Linked DNA regions of Homo sapiens: regions 1 and 3 are each linked to region 2. Evidence: chromatin loops called from intact Hi-C (ENCODE). Cell type or tissue: CD4-positive, alpha-beta T cell. All regions are shown on one strand. Each heading gives the region's core, and the rest is flanking DNA. Links, peaks and the distances in the headings are about the cores only. Region 1 holds the start of LINC02449 (long intergenic non-protein coding RNA 2449). Region 2 has its middle 16 kb from the start of CLEC4A. Region 3 holds the start of FAM66C (family with sequence similarity 66 member C).

Region 1 (10,309 bases), core at 843-8,842, 130 kb before region 2:
GACATAAAATATTTAGCACTCAGAGATCATTTCTGGTCAGGAGAAATTTGTGCATTTTTAATCCAAAATAGAAACCTTCATAAAAGCATCATAGGTCTCCATTCAATATTGACTATAATTGTTCACATGCCCACGCTGAATGCTAACTTGGGCTCACCCTCAACACCCACGAGGTGGGTACTATTATTATCACTCACATTTGACCAGAGGGATTGTTTGATTAGGGTGAAGTAGTTGAGAGTTCAGACCCAGGAGACAGCCTGCCTGCTTCGAATCCTGGCCCAACCCCTTGCCCTGTGTGACCTTGGGCAAGTGACTGCATCTCTCTGTGCTATTGTTTTCTTATTAATGGGGGATATAATGATACCTACCTCTTAGGGTTGTTGTCAGCGTTGAGTACAAAAGCCTGTGGATCAGTGCCTGGCTCATGGTAAATGCATGTCGGTGTTAGCTAGTGTTTTATTCAGTCTCAAAATGTTTAATAAATGCCTTCCGTGAGCCAGGCACCATGGATCAGCAGTACCCATGATAGATGAGGCTCTGCTTGCATGGGAGAGCCAGAGAATAAACAGATAAATGAATAAACAAGAAAAGACCAGATGAGAGTGGCTTTAAAGCCAATAAAACAGGGAAATGGTGAATGGAGCAACTGGGGAGAAGAGTCACCAAAGTCAGGGAATCATGGAAGCTTTCCCCAAAGAGGTGGCATTTGAACTGGGGCCTGAGTGGTGAAGCAGCCAGCCATGGGAAGGGTTTGGGGAACAGGATATGCAAAGGCCCTGTGGTGGAAACAAGCCAGCTGTGGTTGAGGAACAACAGCAAGGCAGCCAGTGTGGCTGGAGTGGAGTGAGCAGGGTGGGCCAGGGGTGAGGGAGAACAGGCCAGAGAGAGGGATTAGCACCAGGTCTTGTAGGGCTTTTTATGGCATAGAAGGAGCTCTGAAGCAATGAAGTGCCTTGCCGTGTGCCACATGCCAGCCGAGACAGTCTGCCTAACTCGGGAGCCAAAGTTCGCTGCTGGGCTTGAGGCCCCTATAAGAGGACAATGTAACCCAGGCTGGTATGGGCACATTCTGCATTTCCACTTAAACTCAGATGGCAAGCCCATCAAACCTTGGTGCCATGGCTGCCCTGGTAATTCCTGGCTGACCAGTGCAACCAGGGAGCTGGCCCATGACCTGGGTGGCAGCTGAGTAGCCAGGACTCATGCGGCCAAGAGTCAGCCTTCTTCCTGTGACTCATCCAGGTGCACCCTGCGACATCTGAAGGTCAGGCTTTCAGCCGCTGTGGCTTCCACTTCCAACTGGCTCCACGTCCCCAGGGAGGGATCACATAGAGCTTTGCCAACACATTCTATTGCGTGTTTTAATGTTCCTGTGAATGCGCCCTTGAGATTTCTCCCTCCCCCGTCCACACTGAGCTTAGAAGCAAAGTTAAGAGACTCATCAGATTCTGAGCTGCTGCGGGATATTTTGCAGAAGGTAAGAATCCCAGAGTCCCTGGGACTCATGACTCTGCCTCCTGAATCTCTCCGGAAGACCTGAGAGAAGAACCACAGGTGTGCTTGTACCCTTTAAAAACAGCCCTCTTCAAAGAACAAAACCATTGAGTCAGCACTGCAGGTGGGTGTCAGCACCTCCGACAGCTCCTGCGCTTTCGTTTTCTATCTAAGACTTAGACAAAGACATCAGAATATACAAAAATCTGCAAGAGGGGGGAAATCTAGGGAATGTTTTTTAAACCATCCACAGCAAAAACAGAGATGACAGGTGCAAAACAGCTTCTAGCATTTGGTAGATGCTCAGAGACTTTCTTTTTTGCATTCATGAGGCCTGTCCCACCCACTCCTGTCTCTTCTAGACCTAAATGGGCCCTTGCTTTGCCCAGGGTGGGGTTTGGACTCAAGTGCATCTGCATGCAGGTGAGAGCCAGGATCACCACCCGGCCCAGCCACAGCCTGACCTTGGCCTTGAGGGCCAAGTGCAGATCACCCTGCATCCTGGGTCTTCACCTTCGAAGGGCCATGAGCCCTTCTGAAAAGACAAAGCAATAGACTCCCTCCCAGAAAGAAGTGCACCAAAAGAATACCTTTTCCATACAAACTCAGGGGAGGCAGACATCCTCCACTCCCACCCACCCAGCCCATCCTAGGAGCCCCGGAAAAGAATTCCTGTGCTAGAGGTGAACCAAGATTATCCACGTGGAAAAGATGCAGCCACAGCAGGGAAGACTTTCGGGGCAATACAGTAGGTCAGGGCTTCGAGCATGGAGATACCTGAAGTTGTCTTGCACCTTGCTCTGAGTTTCACCCTGAGCCTCACTCTGGTAGGTGGTGAAGCATGAGATATAGGGAGAGCTGCTTTAAAACCCAGCACAAGGCTGGGTGCACTGGCTCACACCTGTAATCCCAGGTCTTTGGGAGGCTGAGGTGGACGGATCACCTAAGGTCAGGAGTTCAAGACCAGCCTAGCCAACATGGCAAAAACCCATCTCTACTAAAAATAAAAAAATTAGCTGGGCATGGCGGTGCACGCCTATAGTCCCAGCTACTCAGGAGGCTGAGGCAGGAGAATCGCTTGAACCCAGGAGGCGGAGGCTGCAGTGAGCCAAGATCTGGCCATTGCACTCCAGCCTGGGCAACAGAGCGAGACTCTGTGTCAGAAAAAATGAAAAACCAGCACCAGCATGAAGAGCCTGTGTATTGCGTGGGGTACTTTGCTGCCCTTGGGCAGAATCTGCATCCCTCCCAGCCAGCAGGCGCTGCGGACCGTCTCCTCCCTCTCCCTCCAGGCTCCTGTTTTCCCGCCGTCCCCCCTCCTGCTGCACCAGTCCCTCTGCCCTCCGTTCCATGTGCCAGCCCGTGGCCACCTCAGAGCTTGCACAGGCTGTTCCCACTGCCTGGAACTTGCTCATCCTGCACTTGGCTTCTCTCGGCTTTAGCTGGAGTCACCCTGAGCGCCCCCTCCCCTCCATCCTGTCCCCAGGGACACATGATCCAAGAGAGCAGTTGCTGAGTGGGCCTTCCCACCTCTTCCATAGAGCCAGACAGTTGGCGACTGTCCTTACTGCAAACCCTGGTTCACACTGGCTCCCCTGGGAGGGAGGTGGTTGGGACCCACATGCCCTGTGTTCCTGCTCAGAATGGGCGTTAGAAATGCTGCCATAGCCTGTGCCACTGCAGTGGAAGCATTTTTAGGAAACGGCTTACATCTTAAGACGAACTTCAGATGCGTGGGGCCAGAACGCTGTGTCCATCTGCATCTTTGCTGAGGGATCAGGTAGCCTGGAGTTTGCCCTCTGTTGTGTTGGCTTGAAGCTCATAGGAGACTTAAGACGGGCTCTCGAGCAACCAACGTTCTGTCCTTTGCCGTAGACTGTGAAGCATCCTGTGTGTGTGTGAAGCACCCGCCGTCAGTCAAGTATGCCCGGTGCTTTCTCTCAGAACTCATCAAAAAGGTCAGTTATGGGCAGTGTCCGCCCAGTAGCCGGACAGCATAGCCACCTGCGTGCTGGAGCCCCCGTCCTTCCCAGGCCCTGGGCCTGCTTTGCAAACCCCAGCATGGCAGGGGCCTCCGCAGGCAACTGGCTGCAGCTGAGTGTGACCCATGGGAGACAGTGCAGGGTGGGAAGAAGGGGAGGCCAGCGTCTCTCCCTCACTCTGCCTCCTGGGGTTTCCACAGCAGCTGCTTCTCTGGGGCCCCATCTCCTAGCATATGAATTCTCATTCCTACCAGGCTGGTCCAGCCCACAACACTGGAACCCTCACTCACACCCTCTGTCCTGCCCGCCGAAGGGTTTGGAGTTTCCTGCTCTTGTCCGTCTCTGGGTTGCCCCACGGGCCCCTGTTGGAAGATTTAGCTCTTGCCATACCTTTGGAACTAGTTCCTCTGGTGAATTCTCTTCATTGATCCTGCTGGAATGAGCTCTTTCCTGACTGCTATAGGATGGATTTTATTTTTTACTTGTTTATTTACTTTTTTGAGACAGTCTCACTGTGGTGCCCAGGCTGGATTACCGTGGCACAATCTCGGCTCCCTGAAATCTCTGCCTCCTGGGTTCAAGCAATTCTCGTGCCTAGCCTTCTAAGAAGCTGGGACTACAGGCACACGCCACCATGCCTGGCTAATTTTTGTATTTTTAGTAGAAACAGAGTTTCACCATGTTGGCCAGGCTGGTCTCGAACTCCTGACCTCAGGTGATCCGCCTGCCTCGGCCTCCCAAAGTGCTGGGATTACAGGCATGAGCCACTGCACCTGGCCTAGGATGGATTTTAAAGATGGGCCTGAACATGCAGGGTTTGACAGGAGGATGTCGAGAAGCCGTTCCTTAGTAGGCAGTAGCAGACCTGCTGAGTGAAAGGGCCACACTTTTAGCAAATAAACAATCCCCTGCTTCTCCAATACCTGCTTTCTCCCTAGTCCTCCCCAAAAGGGTGCATCTGTGGTTGCCAGCCGGTCTGCCCTGTGCCACCACGAGAGGGCAGCAGTCACCCAGTGTACCCTGCTGCTGCCTTGTGAATCCTAGGACGGGGCCAGCTGTGGAGAAGCAGCCTGCTGACAGCCACAGCCTGCAGCATGGGCCGCCCTCACAGTTCTGCCTGGGCTCACTTAAAAGCACCTTTTGTTTTCCTCCTCTCTGTGTTTGATCCAAACACAGAGCTCTCTGTCATGGTCATGTGGCAGCTCTCACGGAATCCTTGTCTCCTGCCCTAGACTACACCTAACCCTCCCCTCTCAACACCTCTTGTTGAAGGCCCTCCCGTCCAGGTTTCCCTACGAAGTGGAATTATTTTTTTTTAGAGACAAGATCTCTGTTGCCCAGGCTGTCCTCGAACTCCTGGGCTCAAGCAGTCCTCCCATGTCAGCCTCTAGAGCAGCTGGAACTATTCGACACACACCACCACGCCCAACGAAGTGAATATTTTATATACCAGCTGGCCGGTATTACACCATTCCATCCCAAATCTCCCCTCCAAACTTGGTGAAAATCATCTGGCCATTTTTACAGATTAGTACGAAAGCAAACAAGCTCTCACTCTGTATGCCCCCAGCACGAGGCTGTCCACACGGAGCCTTTGGACGAGCTGTACGAGGGGCTGGCAGAGACTCTGATGGTCAAGGAGTCCACCCAGGGCCACCGGAGCTATTTGCTGGTATGAGAAGGGCACCCTCCTCCCCCTCACAGCCCAGATACCCTTCCTGCACAGAAAAAGTGAAAACGTGGGTGTGGGTTCAAATCCTGACTCACCCATTCTGCAGTCTTAGACATGAGGTCCATTAACCTTCTTTAGCCTCAGTTTCCCTGTCTGTAAATCAAGCACTTCAACAACAACAGCATGTCTCGTGGGGTTGTTGGGCATTTGTCCAATAGGTGACACACACTACCTGCTTCACAAGGACCTGGTGCTCAGTCCTCAAAGAATACTTGACAGGGCTGGACATGGTGGCTCATGCCTGTAATCCCAGCACTATGGGAGGCCAAGGTGGGTGGATCTGAGGTCAGGAGTTCGAGACCAGCCTGGCCAATATGGTGAAACCCTGTCTCTACTAAAAATACAAAAATTAGGCCAGGCGTGGTGGCTCATGCCTGTAATCCCAGCACTTTGGGAGGCTGAGGCAAGGGGATCACCTGAGGTCAGGAGTTTGAGACCAGCTTGGCCAACATGGTGAAACTCCATCTTTACCAAAAATACAAAAATTAGCGGGGTGTGGTAGTGGGGGCCTGTAATCCCAGCTACTCGGGAGGCTGAGGCAGGAGAATCTCTTGAACCCCGGAGGTGGAGGTTGTAGTGAGCCGAGATCGCGCTATTGCACTCCGGCCTCGGCAACGAGAGCGAATCTATGTCTAAAAAAAAAGTATAAAAATTAGCCAGACATGGTGGCACACGCCTGTAGTCACAGCTACTTGGGCAGGTGAGGCAGGAGAATTGCTTGAACCCAGGAGGCAGAGGTTGCAGTGAGCCAAGATCGTGCCACTGACTCCAGCCTAGGTGACAGAGCTCAAAAAAAAAAAAAAAAGATAAAACATAGATACAGAAAACCACAAAGGAAAAACATAGCATACTGAATCATCACAAGGCAGCCACCCCTTCATAGCCACACCCGGCCTCTGGCCACCACTGACCTGTGCTCCATCGCCAGAATTCCGTTGTCTCAGGAATGTTCGATGAATGGAATCCTGTGTGGCCTGAGATGAGTGTCTTTCATGCCACGTGACAATCTTGAGGCCCGTGAAAGCTGTTGGTATGTCAACAGTTAGCTGCTTCTCATTGCTGAGTGGCGATTGGTCCTGTCATGGTTTATTCAGCCATGTGGTGGATGGCTACTTGTCTTCTAAGCCACTTGCCTTCTGATCGCTGGACTGACTCTCTCGCCCTCTCTTGGTGCAGCCCTCGGGAGGCTCGGTCACAATCTCCGAGAGCACAGCCATCATCTCTCACGGTACCACAGGCCTGGTCACATGGGACGCCACCCTCTGCCTTGCAGAATGGGCCATCGAGAACCCAGCAGCCTTCACTAACAGGTGACCTCGGGGCACAGGGCAGGGCACCAAGGCAGGCTTACCCTGGTGCAGTCGAAGACACGGTCCCCTTTCCTCCCGCCAGGACTGTCCTAGAACTTGGCAGTGGTGCCGGCCTCACAGGCCTTGCCATCTGCAAGATGTGCCGCCCCCGGGCATACATCTTCAGCGACCCTCACAGCCGGGTCCTCGAGCAGCTCCAAGGGAATGTCTTTCTCAATGGCCTCTCATTAGAGGCAGACATCACTGCCAACTTAGACAGCCCCAGGGTGACAGTGGCCCAGCTGGACTGGGACGTAGCGACGGTCCATCAGCTCTCTGCCTTCCAGCCAGATGTTGTCATTGCAGCAGGTAATGCCCAGCCCCGGGCACCCTGTGCAGGCGGTGTCCTTGCAGCTCTACCCAGCTCTTGGCTCTGGGAAAAGGGAACAATGGACGCTGTCAGGCATGGACATGATGGGGCTTCCAGAAGAGTTACTCTGGGCCTCCAGGGTGACATCAAAGGACAGGGGTGCCTCTTAAGGTGACCTTCAAGCCACAGCCCTCTTGGTGGAGACAGGCATACTCCCGTTACAGTCGTCGGCACATGGCTCTGTCCCAGAGCCATGCCCTGTGTCCTTCAGAGACCACAGGAGGAAAACAACCACTTCTGGGACGAGGACAAGGCCCATGAGAGAAGGTGGTATTTGGCTGGGCCACCGAAAACCCCTCACCCCTGCAAGCACACTCAGTCCCCTCTCTGGTGAAGCAGAGCTCTGCCTGTGGTCCTGGGTCCCAGCCCTGAAACCCACAGGTCCAGCGGTGGCCAGGGACACAGGCCCACCCCTGCAAGCCAGCAGACCAATCGGCAGACACCTGAAACACGAATTTCATGGCAGGGTCAGGCTTTCTGTCATTCAAAGCCCTCTAGATAGGCCAAGAACCAGAGCTGGTTTTTTAAGGAACACCAGTGAGTCTGGAGATTTTTTTCTTTTGCTTCGGTCTTTTGCAGCTTTCTCTACTAAGGGTTCTCCTTTTTCACCCAAGTAATTGCCTTTCCATCTAATGGCCCAAATGGTCAAATGGCATCTAATAGTCTCATAGGACCGCTGCCTCTCTGGCCTCGCCCTGCTGCTGAGGTCAGCATGAACTGGAACTTTCCACTTGTCCCTTTCAGTAACCTGAAGCTTTCACCGTAGACGTGCTGTATTGCCCAGAAGCCATCGTGTCGCTGGTCGGGGTCCTGCGGAGGCTGGCTGCCTGCCAGGAGCACAAGCGGGCTCCTGAGGTCTACGTGGCCTTTACCGTCCGCAACCCAGAGACGTGCCAGCTGTTCACCACCGAGCTAGGTGAGCCCACACACCCACCCGGGCCTGCATGGTCCCTGAGCTGTCCCTGCAGGACTCCAGTGGAAGTGAAAGAACTGGGCACCGGGGAAAAGCTAGGATGTCCCACACTCCTACACCATGCAGGGAACTCGGGCACAGGCCGGTGAGCAGGGTGGGCTTGGGGCATGGGGTCTTGCGGCAGGAGGAGGGCAGCTCAGCACAGGGAGGGAGGGTCTGAGCCCAGCAGCCCTACTATGTGCTTCAGAGCACGGTTCCCTAAGCCCTTGGGCCTCGGTTTCCTCATCTATAAAATGGAGGTGGTGGGAGGGGCAGTCGGGGTCAGGGCTGGACACAGCTGTGGCCTGCAGGATGCTGGAGCACAGGCTGTACAGGCGGATCCTCCACGCCACTGTCCTGAGCACCCAGTTGATGGAAGACGAGCAGGGTGACTATAGAGAAGGGAAACTGGCCCCGTAGTGGGCCAGCCACTGTCCTCAGACCTGACATTTGTCAGCCCCCAGCACCTGTGAGGGTGTGCTGTCATTGTCCCATCACACCGACAAAGACACTGGGACACACAGAGGCCAAGCGACCCCCGAGCTCCCGCAGACTGCAGCCCGGCCACCTGGCTCTAGTGCCTCCACACTACACCCAAGCCCCCCATTGCCACCAGCCTCTGCCCCAGCTCCCCCTGAGCACAGCCCCTCCTGGCAGCCATCTGCACAGATGCACTCGCAGCAGCCTCTGCCTGCACACAGAGACACAGACGACCCAGTACCTGCCCACGTGGGGCAGCCCGTTAACTACAGAGTCAACAAACAAGCCAGCACATGAAGGCATACTGGGTTCCATGACAGAGTCCCGCACAACCTCGCACAGGAGGCTGGCTGGGCGTGGGGCTCAGGCCTGTCATCCCAGCACTTTAGGAGGCTAAGGCAGGAGGACTACTTGACCCCAGATGTTCAAGACCAACCTGGGCCACATAGTGGGACCCCGTCTTCACAAAACATACAGAAACTAGCCAGATGTGGTTGCACATGCCTGTAGTCCCAGTTACTCAGGAGGCTGAGGTGGGAGGATGGCTTGAGCCCATGAAGTGGAGGCTGCAGTGAGCCCTGATCTAACCACTGCACTCCAGCGTGGGCAACAGAGCAAGACCCTGTCTCAAAAAAGCAAAAAAGCAAAAAAAAAAAAAAAAAAAAAAAGGAAGTCTTTCTTCAGATACTTACGTGAAAAAAACCTGCAATATCTTTTAAGTGAAAAAAACAGTGCCAAGCAGCACACATAGTATAAGCCCCAACCAACCTTTTTTTTTTTTTTTTTTTGAGACAGAGTCTGGCTGTGCCCTGCCACTTTCTAAGCTTTGCGAAGAGTGAGTTGACTGAGCAGCCAGGTAGATGTGGGTTCAGATCTCTGCTTCTGTCCTGCTGTGCCAAGTGCTGGGGCAGACACAGGCAGAGAGTGGACAGCGGCATGGTGCCTGCTGCTAGCCATTTCTATGCAAAACCAGATGTCTGGTCCCATCCTGGAGGCCAATTCTAGGTATGTGGGTGGGCCTGGGAACCTGTGAAACAAGTAAACTGACTTAGACACCCCCCACCCCGCCAGGCCTGTCCTAGCAGCCCCACACAAAACGCTCATGTCCTGTCCCCAAACACCGCCATCCTTAAACACGTGCTTTGTTTCCAGGCTGGGCCGGGATCAGATGGGAAGCAGAAGCTCATCATGACCAGAAACTGTTTCCCTACGGAGAGCACTTGGAGATGGCAATGCTGAACCTCACACTGTAGGACTCACACACGACTCTAACGGGATTGTAAGAATCAAGTCACTCTCATGGGAAGAATTTTTATATGGGAAAGCGGCTAAAACTTTCATTGGACTGGAATGTTTGGAGATTGTTAAATTCCAAATCAGGAACCACAAACTGCCCTCTAATAAGATATCAGCTGTCTAAGCGTGTGGGTGCCGCCTTTCTGCCAGTAGTTCTGGTTCTTAAGAAAAGCACCATAAATCAGACATGAAAATTCTGGCTCCAAAAATAGCATTTTCTTTGTGCAAATAAAAACGTGTGTATCAAGTATGACGTTCCCCCAACGTGGACACACTTGGTTCCTCAGAAAGCCAAGCCCGCTGCAGCTGCCACATCCCAGGGCTTATGGTGCAGCAGGTGCTTTTTTCAAGACAGGAATCAAAGTGTTAGGAACACGGCAGACAGGTGACACCTGGATACCAAATGCAGGATGAGGAGTACTGCAGAGGTCACAGGGAAGTCACAGAACAGTAATACGCTAGCAGGGGCATGGGGCGTGAAGAACAGAAGAAGACAGGAAGCGTTTCAGAGACTCCAAAGAAGAAATCAGGGCCCACCACAGCTTCCCGGGTCATTCACCAGGTGGCACCACTGCCGTCATTTCAGCTTCTGGCCACTGGGAGGCGCTGCTCGAAAGGGTTTGCCCTGAGACTCCAAGAAGAAGCTGCGGG
Region 2 (10,309 bases), core at 875-8,874:
TCCCAGGCCTCTGTGTATGTAAGTTTGGAGTACCAACTTATATTATCTATGATATATGTAATTTTGGAGTACAAACTTATATGACTTAGGATATAAAGGAGACTCTGAGCCAGGAATTTAACTTAAAATTAGGTCTCAATCTGATAATAACCCTGAGGACTTAGAAAAGGCAAATGCAAAACCACTCCAAAGAAATACTCCCACAACTGAGGTAGAACAGGATTGCCCATAAGGAAAACACACTAAAGACAAACTCACAACTAAAACTTAAACACATGACAACACATGAAAAAAAAAGATAGTAAATAAATATATGAAAAGAGCACAATCTCACTGTAGTAAGAGAAATGAATATATTTTTCACCCAATATATTAACTAAATATTTTAAAAATAAACTGTTGACAAAATAGAGAAACAAACAGCCTCAGAATTTATATTAAGTATATGAATTAGGCAGAAGATAATATAGAAATAAATCTATCAAAATTTTAAATGTTGGGGGAGGGAGGAAGGGAGACAAGGGTTGACACATTACTGGATACTATGCTCACTACCTGAGTGATGGGATCAGTCATATCCCAAACTTCAGCATCACGCAATATACCCACGTAGGCCAGGTGCGGTAGCTCATGCCTGTAATCCCAGCACTTTGGGAGGCCAAGCTGGGCGGATCACCTGAGGTCAAGAGTTTGAGACCAGCCTGACCAACATGGAGAAACCCCATCGCTACTAAAAATACAAAATTAGACGGGCATGGTGGTGCATGCCTGTAATCCCAGCTACTCAGGAGGCTGAGGCAGGAGAATTGCTTGAACCCAGGAGGCGGAGACTGAGGTGAGCAGAGATTGCACCATTGCACTCCAGCCTGGGCAACAAGAGCAAAGCTCTGTCTAAAAAAAATAAATAAATAAAATACACACACACACACACACACACACACACACACACACACACATATACACACTCACATAACAAACCTGCACATGTACCCCCTGAGTCTAAAAAAAAAAGTTGAAGTTTTTTAAATTTTAATTAATCGCATTTCACCCACCAAGTCCATTTCTGGGGAATCTATCCTTTAAATTTTTCATTTAAGTATATATTATATGTAAAAGATGTTCAGTGTAAAATTTAGTGTCAAAAATGTCAGAAATGTTACTATCAACAAGGACAGTGGTTAAATATATTACGGTACATCCATACTTTAGAGAACCTGAATAGCTCTAAACATAAACTAAACATAAGCAAATACAAATGCATAGGCAAAGAAAGAACTTCAGAACATTATTAATTTTTTAAAAAATAATATAAACAATTTACATGTAATTTTTATTTTATTAAAGGATCTTTGCATAGGCAGATACACACAGAGAGAGAATGCTTTAAAAAATGTCTAGAAGGCCAGGTGCAGTGGCTCACACCTGTAATCCCAGCACTTTGGGAGGCTGAGGCAGGTGGACCATCTGAGGTCAGGAGTTCAAGGCCAGCCTGGCCAACATGGTGAAACCCTGTGTCCACTAAAAATACAAAAATTAGCCGGAGGTGGTGGTGCACGCCTGTAATCCCAGCTATTTGGCAGGCTGAGGCAGGAGAATTGCTTGAACCTGGGAGGCAGAGGTTGCAGTGAGCTGAGATCAGCCACTGCACTCCAGTGTGGGCAACAGAGCCAGAGTCTGTCTCAAAAAAAAAAAAAAAAAAAAGATGTTGGGCCAGGCGCGGTGGCTCACACCTGTAATCCCAGCCCTTTGGGAGGCTGAGGCAGTGGATCACAAGGTCAGGAGATAGAGACCATCCTGGCTAACACAGTGAAACCCCATCTATACTAAAAATACAAAAAATTAGCCAGGCATGGTGGTGGGCACCTGTAGTCCCAGCTACTCGGGAGGCTGAGGCAGGAGAATGGTGTGAACCTGGGAGACGGAGCTTGTAGTGAGCGGAGATCACACCACTGCACTCCAGCCTGGGCGACAGAGCGAGACTCCGTCTCAAAAAAAAAAAAAAGTGTCTAGAAAGATGCACACAAAATTATTGACAATGGTTTACTTTGCAGAAGGGACTGAGGAGAGAAAAGGGCAAGCAAGGGGGGCACTCACACTGTTCCATATACTTTATCATGTCTTTATCATGTGACAAACACTGTATTAGGAGTTAGGGGATGGGGGAAGGAAGGGACATGATTCCTAATTTAAAAACCTGATGTCTAATAGAGAAGCATGTAAATAAATAATTTCAATACAATGGGAGAAGCACAAGACCCCGTTATACACTGTGCAGTGGTGGCACAAAAGAGAAAGAAGAGATGGTTTCTGCTTGAGCTTATGAGGAAAGGTTCTGTAGTGGATGAACAGGAACTTGGGAAAAAAGTATTTGAGGCAGAAAGACCAAAGGACGTAAAGGCACTGTAGTATGAAATAGTGCAGCATATAATTAGATCGGTCTGGCTGGAATATTAACACAAATATGGAGGTTTCCTTTTTATAAAATGAAGGTACAGAGGTAGGCCACAATCAATTCATTAATTATTATCTTTGACACTAGCATGTTGTCACTTTAGGTACAAATTAGTAAAGTTTTTTTTAACCTCTCTATGCCTCTGTGTCCTCGCCTGTGAAATATGGATAACCATATTTCACCCCAGAGGGTAAGAATTAAGAAATCCCAGAAGTAAGAATCCCAGGGGTTTGTGTGAAGATTGAGTGAGACAATCTTTATAAAGCACTTCCCCTAGCAAATGATCGGTGCTCAAAAAATACAGGATAAGAAGACAGTTGGTTTGGGGTTTCTTACTTATGTGAAAAGGTATATACTATAAAAGCTATAAAAGGGGTTGAGCAGGATTACAAAGACAGAATAAGAATTTAAATCCTTACTATGGAATCAGTCTGAAATATGTTTCAGAAGCATGTCTCCCTGTCATCCCTTACTCCCCGTTTCTCCTCTATCAGATGACTCTTCCTACTTCCTGCCCCAATCTTGGGGCATCTACCTCACTTCTAAGACAATAAAAAAAGAACTCCTGTCATTTCGCCCTTACACCATCCCATTACACACCTGGAGAGCCAGAATTAGAAGCAGTACTAGTACCAGCAACAAATATTTAAACGGCACTTACCATATTCCAGGCCCTGTTCTAGGGACTTCAATTACTTTATATATTTTTTAGAGACAGTGTCTCACTCTGTCACCCCAAGCTGGAGTACAGTGGCACCATCATAGCTCACTGTAACCTCAAAATCCTGGGCTCAAGCGATTCTCCCACCGTAGGCTCCTAAAGCACTGGCATTACAGAAGTGAGCCACCATGGCCAGCTAAGCAATTTAATTTTAAAATTTGTTTTAAAGTCACAATATTCCATAGGTACTATTTTAATTTCGTATATGAGGAAACTGAGGCAAACAAAGTTTAACTAATTTTTCCAAGGTCAAAAAGCCAGTAAGTGGCAGAGACAAATTTTGTAGCAAAGTAGTCTGTCTTCTCCCAAATCCATGTTCCTGACCACTACTCTTTACTGCCCATTAATCCTCTATTATGGGTGGAGCTAGGAGGAGGGGGTGTCATTAAAATTAAGTATATTCCCCATTCAAGTATTTATTAAAGTATTAAAGTATGAAGAAGGGATCATTTGGTACTTCATTTTCTGCCTGCCCAAACAGCTATTTTTCTACATTCTCAACAAACTTTGGATCAGTTACAGGCTTAGACCAGACTAAATGCCCCCATCCAGTCTTCATTTCTTTCTTTTTAAATGCTTCCCCTGTTCTCGTCCTATCTTAGATTGTTGAAAAAGAAAATAAAAAATAAAAAACAAATGCTTCCCCTGCCACCAGGAGTCTGAGCAAATTCCTACAACTATTTCAGTTGCTAGGAGGAGCATGCCCTCTAGTGGTCGCATGCTAATATGCAGCCAGATGCAGCACTGACACAAAGTGCTTCAATGACTTTTTTTTCCAATAATAGGTACGTTGGCAGAATACAAATAGTAGGAACAAAGAAAATGTTGAAAAGCAAGTCAAAAAATCCATAGTGGGTCTTAATGCATTATTTTGTTTAATTGAGGGGATGATGTTATCCTTAGATTGATGGGGCAGAACATGAAGTCACAATGGACAATTATTTCACTACTGGCTCAGATGCAGGCAATTTAAGTATACCAGAGCTTTTTTGAAAATATACCACCCTGTATTGTAGGTCTTTGAAAAGGAAACTGAAGATGACAGTTCTAGCAAAATTTTGAAATAAATGTCAAACCATAAAAATGCTGTGAAAACCATCTATATAAACCCAGGCTAAGGACCCACAAGTAAATAAAATTCTCCCTCTTTCCTTCCTTTGAATATGTGACTGATGGAGAATATGTGATTGATGGAGAACTCCTGAACATTAGTCCTATAGTCACATATGTATTTCCTTCATGTACAATTCAGAGGCAATTTAAAAAATGGTTTTTGAAAAGGCTACAAAAAAACTAAAACATGAGCAAAGTGCAATGCAATTTTAGCCACTTATAATTAAAATGAGACGGTAAACTACCAAATGTATCAGCAACTCTACTACATGGTACCTGGTGTTCCATCCCCAGGCCAAAAAGTCTATATACCAAAGTAAAATCTGTCTTCATTACTACTTACTTGGTTCTCTCATATTGACTGGCTCTGAAGCACAAAAATGAGATTTTCTTCACTCAAAACCATACAATTGCATGGAAATTAAACAACCTGCTCCTGAGTGACTTTTGGGTAAACAATAAAATTAAGGTGGAAATCAAGAAATTCTTTGAAACTAATGAGAAATATACAATATACCAGAATCTCTGGGACACAGCTAAAGCAGTTGTTAAGAGGGAAATTTATAGTGCTACATGCCCACATCAAAAGGTTAGAAAGATCTCAAATTAACAACCTAACACCACTCCTAGAGGAACTAGAGAAACAAGAGCAAACCAATCCCAAAGCTAACAGAAATCAAGAAATAACCAAAATCAGAGCTGAACTGAAGAAACTGAGTAGCAAAAAGCCATACAAAAGATCAAGAAATCCCACAGTTTGTTTTTTAAAACAACAAAGATTAATAGACCACTAGCTAGACTAATAAAGGAAAAAAAAAAAAAGCAGAAGATCGATATAAATACAATCAGAATGACAAAAAGGGCATTACCATTGGCCCCACAGAAATACAAAAAACCCTCAGAGACTATTATGAACACCTCTATGCACACAAACTAGAAAACCTAGAAAAACTAGAAATGGACAAATTCTTGGAAACATGCAACCTCCCAAGATTGACCCAGGAAGAAATTGAATCCCTGAACAGATCAATAACAAGTTCTGAAACTGAATCAGTAATAAAAAGCCTACCAACCAGAAAAGGCCCAGGACCAGGTGGATTCACAGCCAAATTCTACTGGATGTATAAAGAAGAGGTTCCTGCTGAACTATTCCTACTGAAACTGTTCCAAAAATTTGAGGAGGAAGGACTCATCGCTAACTGATTCTCTGAAGCCAGTATCATCCTGATTCCAAAACCTGGCAGAGACAGAATAAAAAAGGAAACCAGGTCAATATCCTTGATGAGCATAGATGCAAAAATCATCAACAAAATACAAGCAAACCAAATCCAGTAGCACATCAAAAAGTTAATCCACCATTATCAAGCAGGCTTTATCTCTGGGATGCAAGGTTGGTTCAACATACACAAATCCATGAATGTAATTCACCACATAAAGAAAACTAAAAACAAAAGCCACACAATCATCTAAATAGATGCAAAAAAAGGCTTTTGATAAAATTCAACATCTCTTCATGTTAAAAACCCTCAACACACTAGGCATTGAAGGAATATACCACAAAATAATAAGAACCATCTATGACAGACCCACAGCCAACATCATACTGAATGGGCAAAAGCTGGAAGCATTCTCCTTGAGAACTGGAACAAGACACGGATACCTACTCTCACCATTCCTATGCAACATAGTACTGGAAGTTCTAGGCAGGACAATCAGGCGAGAGAAAGAAATAAAAGGTATCCAAATAGTAACAGAGGAAATCAAATCATCTGTTTGCAGATGAGATGATTCTATACCTAGAAAACCCACAGTCTCTGCCCAAAAGCTTCTAGATCTGATAAACAACTTCAGTAAAGTTTCAAGATAGAAAATCAGTGTACAAAAATCCAACGTCCAAGCTGAGAGGCAAATCAAAAATGTAATTCCATTCAAAATGCCACAAAAAATAATCATAAAATAAAATACCTCGGAATACAGCTAACCAGGGAGGTAAAAGATCTCTACAGCAAGTATTACAAAACACTGCTCAAAGAAATCAGAGATGACACAAGCAAATGGAAAAATATTCCATGCTCATGGATAAGAAGAATCAATATTGTTAAAATGGCCATACTGCCCAAAGCAATTTATAGATTTGATGCTATTCCTATCAAACTACCAATGACATTCTTCACAGAATTTTTTTAAAACTATTCTAAAATTCATATGGAACCAAAAAAGAGCTCAAATAGCCAGGGCAATCCTGAGCAAAAAGAACAAAGCTGGAGGCATTGTGTCGCCTGACTTCAAACTATACTACAAGGCTACAATAACCAAAACAGCATGGTACTGGTACAAAAACAGACACATAGACCAATGTAACAGAATAGAGAGTCCAGAAATAAAGCTGCACACCTACAACCATCTTATCTTTGACAAAGTTGACAAAAACAAGCAATGAGGAAAGGACTCCCTATTCAATAAATGGTGCTGGGATAACTAGCTAGCGATATGCAGAAGATTGAAACTGGACCCCTTCCTTATACCGCATACAAAAATCAACTCAAGAGGGATTAAAGACTTAAATATAAAACATAAAACTATAAAAACCCTGAAAGATAACCTAGGAAATATCATTCTGGACATAGGAATGGGCAAAGATTTCATAAAGAATATGCCAAAACCAATTATGACAAAAACAAAAACTGACAAATGAAACCAAATTAAACTAAAGAGCTTCTGGACAGCAAAATAAACTATTCACAGAGTAAACAGACAACCAACAGAATGGGAGAATATATTTGTAAACTATGCATCTGACGAAGATCTGATATCCAGAATCTATAAACAGCAAATTAACAAGCAAAAAACAAACAACCCTTTAAAAAGTGGGCAAAGGACAAGAACAGGCACTTTTCAAAAGAAGACACATGGCCAACAAGCATATGAAAAATTGCTCAACATCAGCCGGGCACGGTGGCTCATGCCTGTAATCCCAGTACTTTGGGAGGCTGAGGCGGGTGGATCATGAGGTCGGGAGTTTGAGACCAGCCTGGCCAAGATGGTGAAACCCCGTCTCTACTAAAAATACAAAAAACTTAGCCAGCCGTGGTGGCACACACCTGTAGTCCCAGCTACTTGGGAGGCTGAGGCAGGAGAATTGCTTGAACCTGGGAGGTGGAGGTTGCAGTGAGCCGAGATCGTGCCATTGCACTCCAGCCTGGGTGACAAGAGCGAAACTCCATCTTAAAAAAAAAAAAAAAGAAAAGAAAAATTGCTCAACATCACTAATCATTAGAGAAACACAAATCAAAACCACAATAAGATACCATCTCACACCAGTCAGAATGGCTATTATGAAAAAGTCAAAATAACAGCTGTTGATGAGGCTGCAGGAAAAAGGGAACACTTATACACTGCTGGTGGGAACATAAATTAGTTCAGCCATTGTAGAAAGTAGCGTGGTGATTTCTCAAAGAACTTAGAACTACCATTCAACCCAGTAATCCCATTATTGGGTATATACCCAAAGGAATATAAATCATTCTACCATAAAGACACATGTATGCCGCATACGTATGTTCACTGAAGCACTATTCACAATAGCAAAGTCGTGGAATCAACCTAAATGCCCATCAATGGTAGACTGGATAAAGAAAATGTGGTATATATACACTATGGAATACTATGCAGCCATAAAAAAAGAAAAAGAACATGTCCTTGGCAGCAACATAGATAGAGCTGGAGGCCATAAACCTAAGTGAACTAATGCAGGAATAGGAAACCAAATACCACATGTTCTCACGTGTGAATGAGATCTAAACATTGCATACATATGGACACAAAGAAGGGAACAACAGACATTGGGTCCCTGAGTGGGGAGGGGGAGAAGGGAGAGGATTGAAAAACTACCTATCAAGTACTATGCTTATTACCCAGGCGACAAAATAATCTGTATATCCAACCCCCATGACATGCAATTTACCTATATAATAAACCTGCATATATACCTCTGAATCTAAAATAGAAGTTTTTTAAAAAAAGAAAGAAAAGGTGCAGGGAAACATCAAAGATATGGTGGAGAAGGCAGGGATGGTTTGATTGTTTCTTGAAGAGAATCAACTGTCCTGTATTAGGATTCATGGAGAAGCCAGCCGTAGGCTTTCGTATGCACAGAAGCACCCAAATGGCTTGATTTGTAATTATGACCACAGAAACCAATTTATTTGCAAGGCATAAAGTACTTGTTTGCCATCCTAAATACAGAGGAAAAATGGGGAAAATGCACTGGAATGAAAAAAGGAAAATGGAATTTAATTTATTCTGAGGTGGCTTACAATTCAAGGTAAGACCAAGTATTTGTCACAACTGGTGTATCTCATCTAGAAAACATTTAAGGTAATGGACTGGCCTTTCTAAAATGTACTGACCTAAAAAAAAAAAAAAATGAGATTTTCTGCCACTATGGCAAAGCATATAAGGAATACTTAAGTCATGTAGCCAGGAGCAACCCAAATGAAAATGAGTAAAATACAGAAAACACTCAACTTACCAACTTCTAGTCCCTCCTCACTGAAATCACTGTTAATTCCACAAGTACTTCATGAGCATGTACTATCTAGAAAGGTGTATGGGAAGTACTGCAAGTACATAAAAATGAAGACATACATGGTCTTTATATTCAAAGAGCTTAAAACAAGTGAGGAAGAGAATTTCAACAGCAACACTCCCCACCCCTTGCCCCCTCAAATAAACAGATCACCTTTCAGATTGGAAGGATAGGTAAACATTTCATGAAGTAGTATTTGGGCGAGCATTACACAATGGGAAGGACCTCAACAGGCAGGTATAAAAGGGAAGGTATTCTAGGCAGAAAAAATTTTAATTTAGCAAGCACTCAATACTTGTGGCATATGAAAAACAACTAGTGGGGCTGGGTGCAGTGGCTCACGCCTGTAATCCCAGTACTGGGGACGCCAAGGCAGAGGGATCATGAGGTCAGGAGATCAAGACCATCCTGGCTAACATGGTGAAACCCTGTCTCTACTAAAAATACAAAAAATTAGCCAGGCGTGGTGGCGTGCCCCTGTAGTCCCAGCTACTCGGGAGGCTGAGGCAGAAGCCGGTGTGAAGCCGGGAGGCAAAGCTTGCAGTGAGCCGAGATCATGCCACTGCCCTCCAGCCTGGGCGACAGAGTGAGACTCCGTCTAAAAAAAAAAAAAAAAAAAAAAAAAAAAACAACAGAAAGAAACAAAGAAACAACTAGTAGTTCTTAAGTTTGTTAAAGCACATTGTGAGTCAATGGGAAAACTGAGTTGAAGATGAAATTATATTTTGGACTTTATAAGCAAAGAAGAATTATTAAAGGCAATTAATAGGAGAGTAAAAAACATGAGCAGAGCTTTGTTTCACAAACATTACTTTGGGGTTAACATGTAAGCTGAATTAGAACTAAAAAAGCCATTGGCAAGCAGACTGCCTAGGAGGTTATCAGAATGGAGGAAGTGAGGAGTAATACAGGCTCACATTATAACAAGACAAGTAGTATCAAATATAATTAAGGGGAGTTGAGCTAGAAAATTGATTGTCCACATTTTTTTTCCCAAACAAAAACTTAAGGTCTAAGATATACCTCTGTCAATAGCAGTGCCTCAAAATCTCAGTAATGATAAGAAAAGACGCAGTTCAGGAAGTCTCTTAAGTCCTCCTACAGGAAGGCAAAAGCGGGAGGTATATCAGAATCTCTGAAGAAAGCAGTATGTGTTACTTTTTACATATACATATATATATCTTTTTTCCAGCTTTATTGAGGTATGGTTGACAAATAAAAATTATATATATTTAGAATATACAATGTGATATTTTAATATATGTATACATTGTGAAATGATTACAATTAGGCTAATAAACGTATCCATTACCTCACGTAGTTACTTGTGTGTGTGGTGAGAACACTTGAGATCTACTCTCTTAGCAAATTTCAGGTATGCATTATTATTAACTATAGTTACCATCCTGTACATCAGGTCTCGGTGCTTATTCAT
Region 3 (10,309 bases), core at 1,615-9,614, 72 kb before region 2:
ACATGAGGGCTCGTATGGGAATATTGCCACAGGCTTACAGGAATATTTCTTAAATATCTGCTTTTTTATTACTCTCTTCATTAAATTGACATTTATATCATCACCATTATGATTGTTATTAATGTTATTATTATATTGGTACAGTTCTTTATCATGGATATATTTGTGGTAGTTTTTATGCAATGTTGAATAATTTTTTTATGTTCCTGAAGACTGTTGAATTTGCTGAAGATGATTAAAAGACAACCTTAAAACATAAATACCACAGCAACCCCAGGACTCCTACTGTACTGCCTGGTGTCCTGTAGAAGAATGGGCTTCCTGAATTATTCTTTTATTTTTCAGGCAAGTACCTATTCATACCAGCATAGGAGACTGATGAAGTGCACCCTCATCTTGCCATGGGCTCAGAAAGAATTCATACATATGCTTTATGTGATAGCAACTCTATGTGTAGGCCTGTGAGCCCCAGAATGCACTTTTTTTTTTTTTTAATGTTTTTTTTTTTTTTTTTTTTTTTTAATTGATCATTCTTGGGTGTTTCTCGCAGAGGGGGATTTGGCAGGGTCACAGGACAATAGTGGAGGGAAGGTCAGCAGATAAACAAGTGAACAAAGGTCTCTGGTTTTCCTAGGCAGAGGACCCTGCGGCCTTCTGCAGTGTTTGTGTCCCTGGGTACTTGAGATTAGGGAGTGGTGATGACTCTTAAGGAGCATGCTGCCTTCAAGCATCTGTTTAACAAAGCACATCTTGCACCGCCCTTAATCCATTCAACCCTGAGTGGATACAGCACATGTTTCAGAGAGCACAGGGTTGGGGATAAGGTCACAGATCAACAGGTTCCCAAGGCAGAAGAATTTTTCTTAGTACAGAACAAAATGAAAAGTCTCCCACGTCTACCTCTTTCTACACAGACACGGCAACCATCCGATTTCTCAATCTTTTCCCCACCCTTCCCCCCTTTCTATTCCACAAAACCGCCATTGTCATCATGGCCCGTTCTCAATGAGCTGTTGGGTACACCTCCCAGACGGGGTGGTGGCCAGGCAGAGGGGCTCCTCACTTCCCAGTAGGGGCAGCCGGGCAGAGGCGCCCCTCACCTCCCGGACGGGGCGGCTGGCTGGGCAGGGGGCTGACCCCCCCACCTCCCTCCTGGACGGGCCGGCTGGCTGGGCAGAGGGACTCCTCACTTCCCAGTAGGGGTGGCCGGGCAGAGGCGCCCCTCACTTCCTGGATGGGGCGGCTGGCCGGGCGGGGGGCTGACCCCCCCACCTCCCTCCTGGACGGGGCGGCTGGCCGGGCAGAGGGGCTCCTCACTTCCCAGTAGGGGCGGCCGGGCAGAGGCGCCCCTCACCTCCCGGACGGGGCGGCTGGCCGGGCCGGGGGCTGACCCCCCCACCTCCCTCCCGAGCGGGGTGGCTGGCCGGGCAGAGGGGCTCCTCACTTCCCAGTAGGGGCGGCCGGGCAGAGGCGCCCCTCACCTCCCGGAAGGGGCGGCTGGCCAGGTGGGGGGCTGACCCCCCCCACCTCCCTCCTGGATGGAGCGGCTGGCCGGGCAGAGGGGCTCCTCACTTCCCAGTAGGGGCGGCCGGGCAGAGGCGCCCCTCACCTCCTGGACGGGGCGGCTGGCCGGGCGGGGGGCTGATCCCCCCACCTCCCTCCCAGATGGGGCGGCTGGCCGGGCAGGGGGCTGACCCCCCCACCTCCCTGCCGGACGAGGTGGCTGCCGGGCAGAGACGCTCCTCACTTCCCAGACGGGGTGGCTGCTGGGCGGAGGGGCTCCTCACTTCTCAGATGGGGCGGCCGGGCAGAGACGCTCCTCACATCCCGGACGGGGTGGCAGGGCAGAGGTGCTCCCCACATCTCAGACGACGGGCGGCCGGGCAGAGACGCTCCTCACTTCCCAGATGGGATGGCGGCCAGGAAGAGGTGCTCCTCACTTCCTAGATGGGATGGCGGCTGGGCAGAGACGCTCCTCACTTTCCAGACTGGGCAGCCAGGCAGAGGGGCTCCTCACATCCCAGACGATGGGCGGCTGGGCAGAGACGCTCCTCACTTCCCAGACGGGGTGGCGGCCGGGCAGAGGCTGCAATCTCGGCACTTTGGGAGGCCAAGGCAGGCTGCTGGGAGGTGTAGGTTGTAGCGAGCCGAGATCACGCCACTGCACTCCAGCCTGGGCACCATTGAGCACGGAGTGAACGAGACTCCGTCTGCAATCCCAGCACCTCAGGATGCCGAGGCTGGCGGATCACTCACGGTTAGGAGCTGGAGACAAGCCCGGCCAACACAGCGAAACCCCGTCTCCACCAAAAAAATACGAGAACCAGTCAGGCGTGGCGGCGCGCGCCTGCAATCGCAGGCAGTCGGCAGGCTGAGGCAGGAGAATCAGGCAGCAGTACCGTCCAGCTTCAGCTCGGCATCAGAGGGAGACCGTGGAGAGAGGGAGAGGGAGACCATGGGGAGAGGGAGAGGGAGAGGGAGAGGGAGAGGGAGAGGGAGAGCCAGAATGCACTTTCTTTCACCAACTAGTCCACCTAACTTTTCTAAGTCAAATCCCCTCTCCATGCTTGGATAGGTCATGAATGGCTTTCTGTTACCTACCTAAGATGAAGGGATATTGCTAAATCAGGTTTGTGGCCAAGAAACTTTTACCTGGAGTGGCAGGAGAGGGCCTATCTGTTCACCAGAGTGTCTGTAACTTTTCTTTTTTCTTCCTTTTTATTTAATTAATTAATTAATTAATTTATTTATTTATTTATTTATTTATTTTTTGAGATAGAGTCTCGCTCCGTCGCTCAGGCTGGAATCCTGATCTTGGCTCGCTGCAACCTCCGATTCCCAGGTTCAAGCGATTCTCCTGCCTCAGCCTCCTGAGTAGCTGGGATTACAGGTGTGTGTCACCATGCCCGGCTAATTTTTGTATTTTTAGTAGAGAGGGGGTTTCACCATGTTAGTCAGACTGGTCTCAAACTCCTGACCTCATGATCCGCCTGCCTTGGCCTCCCAAAGTGCTGGGATTACAGGCATAAGCCACCGCACCTGGCCTCTGCAACATTTTCTAAGTCAGTATAGAAGCTCTTTGAACCACCTTTTCAGTCGAAGAACTCATGAAAAAGTCCTCCAAGAACTTGTGACCTTCTGGAAATTGTCAAAATCTCTACAGGTGTCCAGAGTCATCTAGATCTGTATTGCAAGCCACTGACTGGGTTCCAGCATTATTAAAGCAAATGCAAAATATGCCATGCCCAGCAAAAAAAATCCAGAAGCCATGGTATTTAGCTGTTTCCATCTTTCTTCCCTCCTGCAGTTGGGAGAGTACTGAGTATCATGCCCTCCTGCAGCCTCTGGAGGACATGCCAGTGCCTAGAGGTACCAGTAGAGAGGGGCCATGAAAGAGCAGATGACAGCCAGGTAGCTGGGAATGACATTGTCCTGGGGCTTATTGCTTGTCATGAACTCTGCCACTGGGCAACATGTGCAGGTGTGGACCCGTGCCTTCTCTGGATCCCTGCCCCATCAGCCAGCTGTCTTATCTCCTGAAAGCTGGTAGGTGTTGGTCAGCATGGTGTTCTAGGACCAGGGTTATATTAACATTCCCTCTTAGGCTGAAACACCAGAAGTTAACACAGGAGTCCACAGGTGTGCACATACTAACCTCCAGATTGTTTTTCTTCTCGTTCTAGATGTTCATCCTTGCTTTTGGGACTTGAAATAACCCTACACAGCCAAATATTTATGCCTATTATCCACTTATGGAAAACTTATATGTCCCAAGTCCATAGGGTTAGTATTATTATCAGTATTAAAACCATTAGTACTAGTATCATGATGATCATTATTCCTGTTAATAGCCATCAATATTTTTATTACTGCCATTGTTAATATGGATTTTTCATTATTGTACAGCAATGAATATAGTTTATCCATTCACAAATGGTGTTCAGTTACCAAAGATGTCCAACAAGGCATGTTCTACAGACATATACATACACAGCTGTCCTGGAGACCCAGCTTTGCCACCAATTGCTCTTTCGTAAGATGAGATCCCCCAATACCCACCAGTTTTTCAGGACTCGACCTGAGCTGGCTCAGCTAGACCTGGAAAAGTTTCCTATGCCCAAATGTACTTGGAAAAATTTAAAAGTCTCTTCAGAGGCCCAGTAATAGCTTTTGGCAGCTTCTAAGACCAGGGAGGGTTTCTTGGCCATCCAGAGCCATTCAAATATTCTAAGTAAACTCAAGGATCCAGAAACCCCACTTGCAGTCATGAAATACCAGTGAATGGCCTCTGTGAGTCTCTTCAAGTTTTTCAAAGATGACTGCCTGGGAAGGCTGGCCAGGAAGTCACCCAAGCCCAACCTTCTGCAGGATGTTCTATGTCAGCCAGGGACCCAGTGAATTGCCATTGAACAGAAGGGAGGAACAGAGACAGCATGCCTGAGCTTCTGGAAACATTCTAAGTGTCCTTGTTGGCCCAGAAAAGACTGGTGCTACCATATGAGGCACAGACTTGGCAACCTACCTACTCCAGGAACCACAGAAGGTTTAAAGGTTCCCAGGAAGTCCCAGGAAGGGCAGCCATGGCCCTTTAGAGCCATCAGATTGTATTCTAAGTCTACGTGGGAGACAGTGCGCTTAGCTTCATAAAAACACCAGTGGAGGTGCTAACACTTGCCCCAGTATCCAGTCTTTTCTACCTCATCTCAGAGCCAGGCAGCCACTATTTCCCAAAGCTGCTGTGCAATGAAAGGGGAATATTCTAAGTGCTCTCCTGTGCCCACGAAATTCTGTGGCTGTGCTGAAAGACAGGAGTTGTCCTCCGGAATGCTCTTCAGAAATCTGACAGCACTGGTCAAGATTAAAGAAGCTCAATTCAACGTCATACAAAACCAATCCCCCCCAAAAAAAAAAAAAATGCATAGTGAGACAAAATGAACACACCTGCTAATAATCATAAATGACAATAATAACAACAATGATGATCTTAGTGATAATGCCACCAACACTGTTAATGGCAATAACAATAAACCTGAGGTAATGAGTGTTAGGGTCCCGATTCACCGATGTGAAGGATGGCGACAATTTCTGGCCTCACAGAAATAAAGGAAAAGTAAACACCTGGAGGAGGAGGAGGTGAACCTGGAGCTCCCGCCGGCCTCTGGGCGCTCCTTGGTGGAAGGAGAGGGTCTTGGTCCTGAGCCTGCCCGGGATCCACCTACACCAGAACCCCGGAGTCCCAGTCCCTGGATGGGCTCAGTCCCACCCAGGCCAGACGCCCCGGAGCCCCGTAGCCCGGGTCCTCCAGCCCTCGCTGCCGCCTCTTCTCGCGGAGCCGGGGCCGCCCCCGCGCCACCTCAGCCTCTGCGGGGCTCTGGGAGGGCAGCGCCGAGGATGCTCCGGGCCCAGCGCGGGTATCCGAGCCCAGAGTGGGTATCCGGCCTCAGGCGGATACTGACGCCCTGAGGGCGCGGAATAGGGCGGCCTGCGCAGGGCCCGCCATCTCGGGCCTTGCAAAAAGAGCGGCCTCTCCAACGCCCCTACCGGAACCTCCCCGGAGGCCCCAGCCCCAAAGCCAGGGCGATGGCGCCTCCCTGACCATGGGTGAAGAAAAACTCAGGTCCTCCCTGGAGACCCGGCCCGCCGCGGGAGGCAGACCGCGCATGCGCCCTGCATGGCCGGAAAGATGAGTTTCATTGCCCTCTGCCTGCCATGAGGTGGCAGCACAGGACGTTTGGCCTTAGCGGTGGACCTGAGTCTGAATCACTGAAATTCAGGGGTAGATTATTCAGTACTTTTCTTTTGGAAGATCAAATGGAAATTGAGTACGATATCTTGTGCTTTAATTGAAGAAGATGGAAATAAAGAAGCAAATTCAAAAATCAGTATACAAAAGTCGATTGATTCCCTCTATGTGGAGGGAAGATGAGCTTGAATAAGAGAAGCATTCTGTGTTACGCTTTAATAATGGCTGGAGATCTGCCACCATGCATTTGTCAAATCCCATAGAATTTCATAGCACAAATAGTACATCTCAATGTGGCTCAGGAGTACATATAATGTCAGCCACAGTTTGTGGGTAAATTACATATTTAATTAAATAGATTAAACAATAAATAATGATATGAGCTCTGCCTGGACACAGTCCTTGCCTCTCCAACCAGTTTGCCAAGGGCTTGAATTTCTTGCTCATTATCCTCACACTTGACATAAACCCTGGCTGCAGAGTAAAATCAATCACTTGTGGAGATTTTTTAATATATTGATTTGTCAACTTCAACCACGGATAAGGCCATTTAGCCTTAGTAAGGCCGATCGTATTAAGATTGTGCCTGTTTGGCAAAATTTCAAGTCATCCCACTTGATATTCAGGAAACATTTTCTCTTGAGTTTTAGGTTCAGTACTGAGGCTCCTTCACGGACAATACATTTTCCAATTCTGAGGACAAGGCAGAGGAGGGCCCCTCTGTGAGAACTTTCATTTTGCTTCGGGAAAAGTACATTGAATCGAATATAGGAAAGGCTTGCAAGGTGGCTGACAGGTTCGGCTGTTTTATCATGCTGGTGTTTTATCTTCTGGACTGCAGTAAAAGGAGCACAGCTGTGTCTGTCTCTGTGTAATAACTCAGGACTCACCTGAATAAAATGTGGGGTGTCATGAGATGAACTGCTACTTCCAGTTAGAGAGGCTCCAGGGACAAAATTTCAAGAGCCTTCTGAGGGATAGAAGAGAAGAGCTGCCTTATTCTCTGATCCCAGGTAACTGCTCAGAGACAGAGGCAAGGGCTGCGGACACCCAAATGCATATACTAGGGGTCTTTGATACAGCCTCCATTTCCCTGCTAAATCTATGCAATGACACACTGAGAAATCTAGCAAGTGGGGCTGAAGATCCCTGGTGTGTCAACTCGAGGGTTGGATGGAAACAAGTGGTTTTAGTGGACGTTGAAGTAAAGGGAGGTGAGCTGTGAGGAAAGAGCTGTTAAAGACTGGGGAGACTCAGAAGTTGGGGTAGAATCTCGACCAAGAATCTCACCCAAGGAGTGCAGATGCAAATCGATTTGTTAGGGCTGCATAAATGAAACAAGGGCTTCGCCAACATACTAAGTTTTTTCAACAACAGATTGTATTCTTTCAATATTTGTAAGTATTGATCTTTTGGAAAAGTTTAATGAGATTTCTTATATAATTCTGCATTCAATTTATTCCCTGGTCACTTTACTATTATGCATTTATATGCCACATTTTTATGAATAGATATTTTCTCAAATTTCTGAATTATTTTGCTAAAGTATGTGTTAAGAGTTTTTTCTAGAGGTCCACCTTCTTGACTCACTTTTCTGATGAGAAATCTATCAGGTTTCTCCACAGTGATTTTCAAGTTTGATAGCTCCTCAATGTGAGAAACTTAATGTCAACTAAGAAATGAATTACCACTAAAGAATTTTCTCCTTTCAGGATGCTAACCATGTTTTGTCCAGTGTGAAATCTCACATGTGCCACAAGTGTTGCTCTATGAAGAAAGGATTTCTCATGATTTTTCATTGCATAACTTCTCCAGTAAGAAGTATTTGGTATTCCAAGAGAATTCATTGCCCTTGGAAAGACTTTCCCTTCTTATTTAGCTTATGAAGGCTTTCCTCTCTTATTTTCCATTTTAGCAGCATTTTATCACTCTGTTTTCTTGTGAACATCAAGCCTGGTGCTTGGCTGAATGTTTATTCACAGAAAATACAAATAAAGGGTTCATCCAAGTAAAGTTTTCTCATGTTATTTGACAATAAATTGCAAATAAAAATATTTTCACACTGAATGCAGAGTTAGAGATTCTCTACCTGAAAGTCCCACATGTTTTAAGTTAAAGCTGTTGCTGAAGACTTTTAGTTGACTATGTTGACAGTTTCAGCTCTCTCATGTCATTTATGCTCAGATCACTAACAAGTCTTTGGTACATACATGTCATACAATTTCTCTTCCATATGAATTTATTGATGTGGACTGAAGAATAAAGGTAACTGAAGTATCTTCCATGTTGATTCCAGTATTTCTTCAAAATATGAGTCCTTTGGCATGTTTAGATGCTACAACTACAGCTGAAGTCTCTTCCACATTCCTTACCTTCGTCATTCCTAACACAGTGTCATCTAAAGTCAGAATATGTTCTGAAGAAGTTTATAATTTTCTCTCCAGCGTGAATTTTCTGATGCTATTTAAGACTAGTACATTGACTGAAGGCTTTCCCACATAAATGGCATTCATATGGCTTTTCTCCAGTGCATGTTCTCTCATGTCATCTAAGGTCGGAAGACAGACTGAAGGCCTTCCCACATAGAAGACAAGCATGTGGTTTCTCTCCAGTGTGAATTATTTTGTTTCCTCTAAAGCCAGAGCTTTGACTAAAGGCTTTCCCACTTTTATCACATTCATAACACTTTTTTCCAAGGTGAGTTCTCTCATGTCTTCGAAGGTTAAAGGATTGAATAAAGGCTTTCCCACATTGATGACACTTATATGGTCTCTCTCCCGTGTGAGTTTTCTCATGTCTTCTAAGGTGAGAACACTGAGTGAAGGCTTTTCCACATAGATGACATGCATATGGCCTCTCTCCAGTGTGAGTCATCTTGTGCCGTCTAAGGCGAAAGCAATTAGTATAGGCCTTTTCACATAGATTACATTGATATGATTTACCTTTAGTATGAATTTGTTTATGTGGTTTAGGGGAGAAAAGATTACGAAGAGATTTTCCACACTGTTTGCTGACATAGGGTTTCTTTCCACTGTGAGTTAACAAACGCTGAGTTATTGTGGAACTGTGAGTGCAATCTTCTCCCGAATCATTACATTCAAAAGGATCCTCCAGAATGAGAGAGTTCTCCTTTGGGACAAAGATTAAAAGCTCTTAATGGTTTACCCACATATATCTATACATTCATTTCACTACCTTTGAATCCTAGACCAAACATTCAGTGGTAGACCCCAGTTGAAAGCTTTCCAATGTTTCTTGTGTGAAAGGAAATTAAATTTTGGGACCCCAAACTCATTTAACCAAATGGAAAAATCAAGCTGGGAACTGGGTCACAGAAACCTGCCTCCCCCTTCTGGTTCCTAAATAATACGGCTACAAGATGAAAAGCTACACGCCTCCCCCATATTTTGCCCACAAGGAAATTCCTCATGAGCTGTTAAAATTACACCATGGCAATGCAAACTGATAACTTGTCTTTACAGGTGCAGTCATCCCCAGTTCACCAGACACAAATGCATATCTGATTGTTTCCCTGCCCAATTTTGCCTATGTTGTCTTATGTAAAATGCAGCTTTCCTGCATTATTCCTCTGCCTCATTTGTTTATGTCATCTTATGTGAAAAAATCCAGATTCACTGAGCCAGAAAAATGCATGAATGACTATTTTTTCTACCTACCTTTTACATGAAAATTGTGTACTTCTCAATATCCCACCCTTTCCCCTTTAAATTTGGAGCCTTCAAAATCTTCTTTGGAGAAAGGCATACACCTGTCCCCTGGGTGCATGTCCTTAACTTTGGCAAATAAATCTCCTAAAATGATTGAGACTTGTCTTGTCATTTTTCTCGATTGACATTTGCATACACATTATCTCCTGCAGACACAGATATGTTCTCTTCTGTAAGATCTCAACTGCAGAGTTATTGCATAATTGTGATGATATCAATATCTTTCAATGTCTGGGCATGAGCAATGTATATGCACTTGTTCTATTTTAGAGATCTCATGTTATGGTTTAGAACACAGTTCAATGTATTCACTAAATTCAAAGTATTCAATTTTTTTTTGCTTAGAAAGCACTTAATGCCAGCCTAATTACACTCAGGTGATTGTGCTTCATTACTAACTTAACCCATTACCATGTCTTTAACTTAGATGACTGGTGTACACAGCTATAAAACTTACCATTGTCATACTGGTGGATGCGTCTTTTCTGGTGATAGGATGCATGGATATCATGTGTTTTTTCTTAAGGGCACTTTCCCTGTCTGAAATAATTGAAAAATAAATTGTTACATTGGTATTATGGTAATAAAATTGTTTGAAAAGCCCCAAGGCCCATTTACTTTTTTTCAAAAGTTGACACTTAGATGTGGCAAGTGTGTCAAATGAAGAAACTACTTGAATAGAAGAAATAGATTGTACAGTGTCGGCAATTAGAAAAGATTTTTAAAATTAAAATGTGAAAAGAGTTAAAATGGAGATGAGATATCAGGCAGGTAAATAGAGGGATAGTCTTCACAGGGGTATCAGGGAAAGAGTCAGCATATGAAAGTTTAACCCCAG

Evidence for each region. A loop is a pair of places that touch in the nucleus more often than their neighbours do. Peaks named below come from ENCODE experiments on the same cell type or tissue, not always from the same donor. Only the 100,000 strongest peaks of a DNase experiment are listed, where the experiment ranks them.
Region 1: it touches region 2 in a loop (11-fold over the local background); 79 of 110 quality-filtered maps call a loop at or near these places.
Region 3: it touches region 2 in a loop (9-fold over the local background); 25 of 110 quality-filtered maps call a loop at or near these places.

Annotation. Positions count from the first base shown.
Region 1 is chr12:8,231,813-8,242,121 of GRCh38, reverse strand. LINC02449 (long intergenic non-protein coding RNA 2449) reads right to left here and starts at 6,707. Exons shown (of 3, transcript NR_120454.1): 1 at 6,123-6,707; 2 at 3,208-3,385. It also overlaps the pseudogene FAM86FP. RefSeq lists an enhancer at 4,059-4,559. In CD4-positive, alpha-beta T cell, for the core only: CTCF peaks have their summits at 4,251 and 4,465 (motif pointing right); a DNase peak (open chromatin) is centred at 4,488.
Region 2 is chr12:8,102,571-8,112,879 of GRCh38, reverse strand. It overlaps a transcript of CLEC4A not described here. Among named protein-coding and RNA genes, the nearest start is that of CLEC4A, 16 kb to the left of the region's middle. In CD4-positive, alpha-beta T cell, for the core only: CTCF peaks have their summits at 3,676 and 3,878 (motif pointing left); a DNase peak (open chromatin) is centred at 3,869.
Region 3 is chr12:8,175,562-8,185,870 of GRCh38, reverse strand. It overlaps ZNF705A (zinc finger protein 705A), which reads right to left. Exons shown (of 6, transcript NM_001004328.3): 5 at 9,929-10,011; 6 at 5,825-8,872. The coding sequence ends at 8,288. It overlaps FAM66C (family with sequence similarity 66 member C), which reads right to left and starts at 5,662. Exons shown (of 8, transcript NR_026788.1): 1 at 5,119-5,662. RefSeq lists enhancers at 4,799-5,298, 5,494-5,623 and a silencer at 5,224-5,343. In CD4-positive, alpha-beta T cell, for the core only: a CTCF peak has its summit at 5,736 (motif pointing right); a DNase peak (open chromatin) is centred at 5,530; H3K4me3 peaks cover 727 bases; H3K27ac peaks cover 265 bases.